Linked DNA regions of Homo sapiens: region 2 is linked to region 1. A link is a contact called in ENCODE Hi-C or POLR2A ChIA-PET data. All regions are on one chromosome and are shown on one strand. The core of a region is the stretch at or near the end of the contact, and the rest is flanking DNA. Distances in the headings are between cores, read along the strand shown. Region 1 overlaps SYAP1 (synapse associated protein 1). Region 2 holds the start of TXLNG (taxilin gamma).

Region 1 (4,286 bases), core at 1,159-3,658:
CTGTATAGAAGCAGCTGTGCCCCCATGGGTTGACACTAACGATGAAGAAACAATTCAACAACAAATTTTGGCCTTATCAGCTGTAAGTATCTTGTGGTACCCCAGATAGAACATACTTTCTTCTGTCATGATATATCTCTGTTGATGTGACTTTAGTAGAATTTATTTTTCTATACAGTTTTTAAAATATTTTGAGATGTTAGGAATGTACACATTAACACATGATGTGTACATTAACAAAATGTACACATAAAATTTATTTTTTATTTTTTTTTTGAGATGGAGTCTTGCTCTGTCACCCAGGCTGGAGTGTAGTGGTGCAATTTTGGCTCACTGCAACCTCCACCACCCGGGTTCAAATGATTCTCCTGCCTCAGCCTCCTGAATAGCTGGGACTACAGGCATGCGCCACCATGCCCAGCTAATTTTTGTGTGGTTTTTTTTTTTTTTTTTTTTTTTTTTGAGACAAAGTCTCGCTCTGTCACCCAGCCTGGAGCGCAGTGGCACGATCTCGGCTCACTGCAACCTTCTCCTCCCAGGTTCAAGCGATTCTCTTGCCTCAGCCTCCCAAGTAGCTGGTATTACAGGTGCCCGCCACCACGCCCTGCTAATTTTTGTATTTTGAGTAGAGACGGGGTTTCACCATGTTGGCCAGACTGGTCTCGAACTCCTGATCTCGTGATCCACCCTCACCTCAGCCTCCCAAAGTGCTGGGATTATAGGCGTGAGCTACCACACTCAGCCTAATTTTTGTGTTTTCAGTAGAGACAGGGTTTCACCATGTTGGCCAGGCTGGTCTCGAGCTCCTGACCTCAAGCAGTCCATCTGCCTTGGCCTCCCAAAGTGCTGGGATTACAGGTGTGAGCCACCATGCGCTGCCAAAATTTTTAATTTAATTTGTTTTGTTTTGTTTTGTTTTTGTTTTAAGAGACACAGTCTCAATTGGTCATCCAGGATAGAGTACAGTGGCATAATTATGGCTCACTGCAGCCTTGAACTGGGCTCAAGTGATCCTCCGGCCTTAGCCTTCCAAGTATCTGGGACGATAGGCGTAAGCCACCATGCCCAGCTAATTTTTAAAATTGTTTTTAGAGATGGGTTCTCACTATGTTTCCCAGGCTGGTCTCGAACTCCTGGCCTCAAGCGATCCTCTTGCCCAACTTCCCAAAGTGCTGGATTATAGCCATGAGCGACTACACCCTGTCCGCTTCTATTTTTTTTTTTTTTTTTTTTTTTTGAGAGTCTCACTGCACTCCTGCTGGTCAACATAGCAAGACTGTCTCAAAATAAAGAAAGAATATAATATTTCCCCAGTCTATGATAAATTGTTATGTAGTAGGCCAGGTGCAGTGGCTCACACCTGTAATCCCAGCACTTTGGGAGGCCAAGGTGGGTGGATCACTTGAGGTCAGGAGTTCGAGACCAGCCTGGCCAACATGGCGAAACCCCATCTCTAGTAAAAATACAAAAATTAGCCAGGCGTGCTAGCACACACCTGTAATCCCAGCTACTCGGGAGGCTGAGGCAGGAGAATTGCTTGAACCCAGGGGGCAGAGGTTGCAGTGAGCTGAGATTGCACCACTGCATTATAGCCTGGGCGACAGAGCAAGACTCCATCTCAAAACAAAAATAAAATTAAAAAAAAAGAGTGGGCGCATTGGCTCACCCCTGTAATCCCAGCACTTTGGGAAGCCGAGGCAGGTGGATCACGAGGTCAGGAGTTTGAGACCAGCCTGGCCAAGATAGTGAAACCCCATCTCTACTAAAAATACAAAAATTAGCCAGGCGCAGTGGCGGGTGCCTATAATCCCAGCTACTCGGGAGACTGAGGCAGGAGAATTGCTTGAATCCAGGAGGTGGAGGTTGCAGTGAGCCGAGATTGCACCACTGCACTCTAGCCTGGGTGACAACCCGTCTCAAAAAAAAAAAAAAATTGTTATCTATTAATCGCATTTTGTGGAATACCCTGTGTTTTTTTCTTTTTTTATCAAAGGACAAGAGGAATTTCCTTCGTGACCCTCCGGCTGGCGTGCAATTTAATTTCGACTTTGATCAGATGTACCCCGTGGCCCTGGTCATGCTCCAGGAGGATGAGCTGCTAAGCAAGATGAGATTTGCCCTCGTTCCTAAACTGTAAGCAGAGTGTTCTCCAGCGTTTCCTCATGGCCTCCATTATGTGCTCAGTATCAGCACATAATGATGGAAGGGGCCAAAAGGGTCTCTATCTGTTCATAAAAGCAGGCCCCGCAGCCCTTTGGCAGCTCCCCTGGTCAGGGCACTCTGGAATCAAAACCAAGGTCTGACTTGGCAGGAAATACAGGGTAGAGGTGAAATGTGCTTTTCTATCCCAGTTACAAGGTAGAACACATTTCCCTACAGAAACCACAAACATGCTGCATCACCCTGAATCACATTCTGGTCTCTGAGGCTCATCGGGATCTTTTTTCCAAGCTGACTGCATTTTCCATTCAGGCTCTGCCCTCCAGTGGCAGTGTTCCTGCTCTCTTTGCTAAGGCTTTTCCTCCAACAGCTCTTCTGGGCTCCACAAATCCCAGCTTGTCCTGTAGGCTCCAGTGCATGCATGATGCATTCTGGAAGCCTGCCTTGGTGGTGCGGCCAACAGGGGCCACCTTCCCCGCTGCTGCTTCCCTTGGGTGTTCTGTCTCAAGCTCTTCCGTGCCTTCTCCAGTCCAGTCCCTTGTATTGAAGCTGTCGCATGTTTGGAGTCAGCGTTCCTTCTTATTCTGTCATTGTTCCCTTTCTCTTAACCTTGTCATATGGGTGCAGTATCTTACTGTTCCCTGAGTACGTTAGTTACAGTTCTCTCAAAAGACTCCTTTTTCAGCTGGGTGCGGTGGCCAATGCCTGTAATCTCAACACTTTGGGAGGCTGAGGTGGGAGGATCACGTGAGGTTGAGTTCGAGACCAGCCTGGGCAACATAGCAAGACCACCATCTTTACAAAGAAACCAAGAATTAGCCGGGCGTGGTGGTGTGCACCTTTAGTCCCAGCTACTCAGGAAGCTGAGGCGGGAGGATCATGTGAGGCCGAGTTCGAGACCAGCCTGGGCAACATAGCAAGACCACCATCTTTACAAAGAAATCAAGAATTAGCCGGGCGTAGTGGTGCGCACCTTTAGTCCTAGCTACTCAGGAAGCTGAGGCGGGAGGAACACCTGAGCCTGGGAGGTCGACGCTGCAGTGAGCCATGATCACGCCACTGGCATTCCAGCCTGGGCAACAGAGTGAGACCCTGTCTCAAATAAAAGACAGACTCCTTTTTCTATGCTGTTTCCTCCCTCGGGACTCTTTTGTTTGTTTGGGGATCTGTCGTTTATGTGGCAGACTCTCCTTACCTGTCCCTTCGCATTAGCAGTGCCATACTGAAAGGGTACATGGCCGCTGAATGTGGGGACAAGCCTTTTGGCCTGGAGAGGCTCAGTAGCTGTGGGAAGGTAGCTTATCCCCAGAGGACTCCTCGGCCTCCTGCCTGGCTGCAGGCAGGACAATGGGAAGAGCCAGTTGATAGGCAGACTATCCCTTGACCCCTGTGGCTTGACCTTGATGTCACACCCCCAGTCTCAACTGTGCCACCGGTCCCTGAGTGTAGAGCAGCTTGGCTCCCCTCCCCACATGGGCAGAGCAGGGCAGGGCAAGATGGGAGGCCCAGGGGCTCTCTGGGCTTCCACCCTTGCTGCAGACAACTCAGTACAGTTTTCTCTGGTCAACGAAGTAGACTACTGTTTGCCTAGGCCGGGTGCAGTTGCTCATGCCTGTAATTCCAGGACTTTGGGAGGCCAAGGCAGGCAGATTGTCTGAGACCAGCCTGGGCAAATAGTGAAACCCTGTTTCTACTTAAAAAAAAAAAATACAAAAAATTAGAGCCTGGTGTGGTGGCACATGCCTGTAATCTCAGCTACTCGGGAGGCTGAGGCAGGAGAATTGCTTGAACCCGGCAGACAGAGGTTGCAGTGCACCAAGATCGTACCATTTGCACTCCAACCTGGGCGACAGAGTGAGACTCTGTCTCCAAAAAAAAAAAAAAAAGATTACTGTCTGCCCTTGACATTTCCACTTGACAGCTTTCCACTTGACTGCCCTTGACAGCGTCCACTGTCCTCTCCTCTCTCATTCTCTTTGTCCTTGTGTTTTTATGTATGTAATTCCTTTTCTGTTACTTTCCTGGCATCTTCAGAGGGAGCACAGATGAACACATGTTTGTTTTGCTATGCTTACCCAGCCACATAGCGGTTTTAACAAATATTTGCTAGCCTTTTGGTTCACACA
Region 2 (4,286 bases), core at 1,119-3,618, 42 kb after region 1:
AGGTGGACGGATCACAAGGTCAAGAGATGAAGACCATTCTGGCGAACGTGGTGAAACCCCCTCTCTACTAAAAATAGAAAAATTAGCTGGGCGTGGTGGGGCGCGCCTGTAATCCCAGCTACTTGGGAGGCTGAGGCAGGAGAATCACTTGAACCCGGGAGGCAGAGGTTGCAGTGAGCCGAGATTGGCCACTGCACTCCAGCTTGGGCAACAAGAGCAAAACTCTGTCTCAAAAAAAAAAAAAAAAAAAAAGATATGCATTTAATTCAATTAAATATTTTTCATTTCTCTGAAGGCTTGGGGTTAATGGCATAGTTCTTTTCTTTTCTTTTTATTTTTTGAGACGGAGTCTCGCTCTTGTTGCCCAGGCTAGAGTGCAATGGCGTGATCCCGGCTTACTGCAACCTCCGCCTCCCGGGTTCAAGCGATTCTCCTGCCTCAGCCTCCCTAGTAGCTGGGATTGCAGGCACGTGTCACCACGCCTGGCTAATTCTATTTTTAGCACAGACCGGGTTTCACCACGTTGGTCAGGCTGGTCTTGAACTTCTGACCTCAGGTGATCCGCCCGCCTCGGCCTCCCAAAGTGCCGGGGTTACAGGCGTGAGCCACCGTGGCCGGCCTCTTTCCTTAATAAAGATAACTTTATTGATTTTTTTCATTCCATACATACTTAAACAATATAGAAAATCATGAAATTTGAAACCAGCCTGGGCAACATAATGCCCCATCTCTAAAAAAAAATTTTTTTTTGAGGAATAACTTACTTTTGTGTGTGTGTGTGTGATGGAGTTTCTCCTCACCCAGGCTGGAGTGTTCAATGGCACGATCTTGGCTCACTGCAACCTCTGCTGCCCGGGTTCAAGCGATTCTCCTGTCTCAGATCCCAAATAGCTGGAATTACAGAAGCCCACCACCGGCTGGGGGCGGTTGCTCACACCTGTAATCCCAGCACTTTGGGAGGCCGAGGAGGGCAGATCAGGGGGTCAGAAGTTCAAGACCAGCCTGGCCAACATGGTGAAACCCCTCTCTCTACTAAAAATACAAAAATTAGCCCAGCGTGGTGGCACGTGCCTGCAATCCCAGCTACTCGGGAGGCTGAGGCAGGAGAATTGCTTGAACCTGGGAGGCGGAGGTTGCAGTGAGCTGAGATCGTGCCACTGCACTCCAGCTTTGGGTGACAGCAAGACTCCGTCTTGGGAAAACAAAAACAAAGAAAAAAGAAAAGCCCACCACCACCACCATGCCCGGCTAATTTTTGTATTTTTAGTAGAGACGGAGTTTCACTGTGTTGGCCAGGCTGGTCTGGAACTCCTGACCTTGTGATCCACCCGCCTCGGTCCCCCAAGGTGTTGGCATTACAGGCGTGAGCCACCGCGCCCGGCCTCATAATGAATTATTTAAGACAATATATCAGGATTTCATGATGGTCTGTGCCTTTCAGAAGCTCGGCCATTGGAGATCTGGTTCCATCAGATGGAAATAGGGAATATTCCTGAGGAAATCTCCCCTCTCCCCCCCAACATCATATCAATAAAAAAAAAAATTCGGTTCAGCAAACCGAGTTTGTTGAAAAAATTTAGGTAATGAAACGAGTAAATGGGGTGGGAGAAAGCAGGATACATTCAACATGAATGAAGTGCCAAGTAAGTGTGCAGAAGCCGGGGCGGTTCAACCAAGGTGAATAGAATGCGGCACCTATCCCGCGGGAGCTCGGGACAAGTAAACCGTGGTAACAACTCTGGTGGAGGGGCAGGGCTCGGGGCAGGTGCCCGAGCACGAAACTTCAAATTCTAAGAGCCAATACACCTTCCGTCTTGAAAGTCGTGAAGTATTTTCCCTTATCCCCAAATCATTCGCGCCCAATTCCTAAGAACGGCAACAAAAACAAAAACACAAGAATGTGTCGCCGATCGTGCTCCTTCTCAAACACGGGGATATTTCTAAACTTTCCGCGAAAGATCATAACGAGTACCTTCCTATAGCCAGACATCGCCCCCAGAAACCGCAAGTCCCACTAGGATGCACACGAAGCACACTGGGTGCAGCACTCTCCCCTTTTCAGAACGCCGCCTTATGTCCCAATCCCGATCCGAGCCTGCGAGCTGTGGCCGCACGCCCTGCTGGGACTTGTAGTCCACTCCCGAGTCCCATTCCCGATCCGCGCAGACTCACACGGCCTCTATCTGCCCTTCGGTCTTGCTGAAGCCCAGCCCAGTATTCAATGCTCCCCATCCCCATCTCGCTCCGTCCCCTCGGGGGCCAACCTCCTCCGGTCACGTGGGAAGTCTCACATGCGGCGATTGGTCGTGGGGGCTCGGGGGCGGGGCGAAAGGCCCTGCGAGATTCTGTGCCCCTTGTCGGGCCGCTTGTTTGGCTGCTGCCGTCACCTCATGGCGACGCGGGTAGAGGAGGCAGCGCGGGGAAGAGGCGGCGGCGCCGAAGAGGCGACTGAGGCCGGACGGGGCGGACGGCGACGCAGCCCGCGGCAGAAGGTCAGTCAGGGGGACGCCCTCGTTGTTGTCGGGCCCGGGGGATGTTTGGGCTCCCTTTTTCAGGGTCCACCTCTTCTCTCTCCCTGGTTACCTATAGCCACGGGACGAACATCCGGTCTTCTTCCCTCCCGGGGGTGACGACAGTGGGAGCAGGTGGGGGGGGGTGGGACCGCGATGGATGGGGTGGGAAGGGACGACGGTTGGGGTTTGGCGGCGCGCGGCGGGGAAGCCGGGAGGGAGGGCAGGGGGCGCACGCGGTTCTAAGGGAGAAGGGGTGCGAGGCGGGGGTGCGCCAGGTGTGACAGCCACGTGCGGCCAGCACCGCGGGGATCCGGGCGCCAGGCGTTCCTTCTCCCAGTCACCGCCGTCACCGTGCTCCCGGCGCTGAGCGCCGCCGTCCGGGGGCTCGCTGGGGTCGTGGGCTCGCCCTCCTGGCGTCGGGCAGGTGCGCAGGGCGCGCTGCGGGGTGCCCCCGGGCTGCTCAGGCTAGGCTGTTGCGCAGTAAGATAACCGCGCGGGAGCCGGGGTGTGCTTGGCCCCCCTTCCCCCGCCCCCCTGCGCTCCCCGCCACTGCGCGGGCGGGCAGGCGAGCGGGTGAGTGTCGCAGGGCCGGTGCGAGCGGGACGCTCGGCCCCCGGGACCTAGACCCCGGGGCTCCGAGGGCTTGGCTGCACGTGGGGCCGGGGATGGATGGGGAGGCGATGCTGGAGGACCTCGGTCCTGCAGAGTTGGGATATCGCATGATAGCTGGTCCTCCCAGTCCTATTTACCACCCTCCTCTTTTTTCCCCTCTTTTTTTTCTTTCATTTATTATTTTTTTAATTTGATGAGTGGAAACTTGAATGCCTTCCCGACCCTGGCCTTGGGTCTTTCTTAATCTGGGAAACAGGCCGGACTGTTCCCCTTGCCTTACTTGACTCACGTCAAGGAGTTTTCAGTCCCTCCCTAGATACAGGAAAATTGAGACCTCTTTCAGAACGGGACAATTCCACTTGTTCTGGAGCTCAGTGGGTGGAGTTTGAAAAAGATTGCACAACGAACGGGGTACAGGGTTTTCGGGGCCCTGGAATGGATAATTGCGGGGACTGAGACTGGGAAGGTGGGAACCCCATCTCTTTTTTTCCTTGCAGGTGAACATACTGAAACGTTCGACTTGTTGGATATCTTGCTTGATCACCGAGGGCTATTTAATATTACTTAATTATGTATTTGAACACTCTTAACTCCTGTATGAAATTACGAAATAATATTTTTCTAATGCAATTCATAAACTTCAAATGGGAGAACAAAGGTCCAGTTTACGTCTGAGCAGAGTGTTAAGAATTAGCTTTTTGGGGCCTGTTTCTAAGGTCAGGTATTTTCATGTTTCTGCATGACAGTGTTACTACTTCTCAATTACCTCTCTTTCTTTCTCTCCCTCTCTTTGTATTCTAAAAGAAAGATCCAGTGCTTGCAGGACTGAAAAAGAAGCTGTGGACCAATGTCCTGTAAGGGATTCAACACCATCACTTTGGACACTTCACTTATTCCCTAAGGGTGGAGTGCCAATCTCAGTGTTTGATTTCGTAGGTTCCCCAGGGGAGGAGGACTCTGATAAAAAGCCACTGCAATTGAGGATATAAGTTCCCTTTTATGACACTGGGATAAGGACAAAAAGTCGTTGAATTAGGAACTGAGGTTTAATCAACTAGCATTTAAAATAACCAAGATAGGAGGTAATGACCCTTTGAGGTGCAGAGCTCTGGTTAACAGCTGGATAGGAATAGTCATGTGTGTGTCTACTCATTTTTGTTT

The links. A loop is a pair of places that touch in the nucleus more often than their neighbours do. ChIA-PET counts read pairs that join two places held with the same protein, here RNA polymerase II (POLR2A). Pooled maps may share reads with other maps.
Region 2: a loop to region 1 is called in a map of mammary epithelial cell, with 7 times the contacts of the local background. The contact joins the promoter of TXLNG here to the enhancer-like site in region 1. A Hi-C loop is called at or near these places in 3 of 168 maps with a recorded cell type or tissue (HepG2, mammary epithelial cell and ovary) and 4 of 50 pooled maps. POLR2A ChIA-PET finds 5 or more read pairs at or near these places in 10 of 52 experiments (A549, AG04450, H1 and 7 more).

Annotation. Positions count from the first base shown.
Region 1 is chrX:16,741,708-16,745,993 of GRCh38, forward strand. SYAP1 (synapse associated protein 1) reads left to right here. Exons shown (of 9, transcript NM_032796.4): 4 at 9-82; 5 at 1,994-2,133. Among named protein-coding and RNA genes, the nearest start is that of SYAP1, 24 kb to the left of the region's middle. Within about 2 kb of position 2,409, at least 2 of the 41 ENCODE cell types and tissues checked have a DNase peak (open chromatin) inside an H3K27ac peak, as active enhancers do; they include PC-3, where a contact is called at or near this core.
Region 2 is chrX:16,784,098-16,788,383 of GRCh38, forward strand. TXLNG (taxilin gamma) reads left to right here and starts at 2,369. Exons shown (of 10, transcript NM_018360.3): 1 at 2,369-2,492. The coding sequence starts at 2,391. It overlaps LOC124905250 (a long non-coding RNA gene), which reads right to left and starts at 2,169. Exons shown (of 2, transcript XR_007068398.1): 1 at 1,973-2,169; 2 at 1,563-1,866. RefSeq lists enhancers at 1,765-1,964, 1,936-2,668 and a silencer at 2,715-3,154.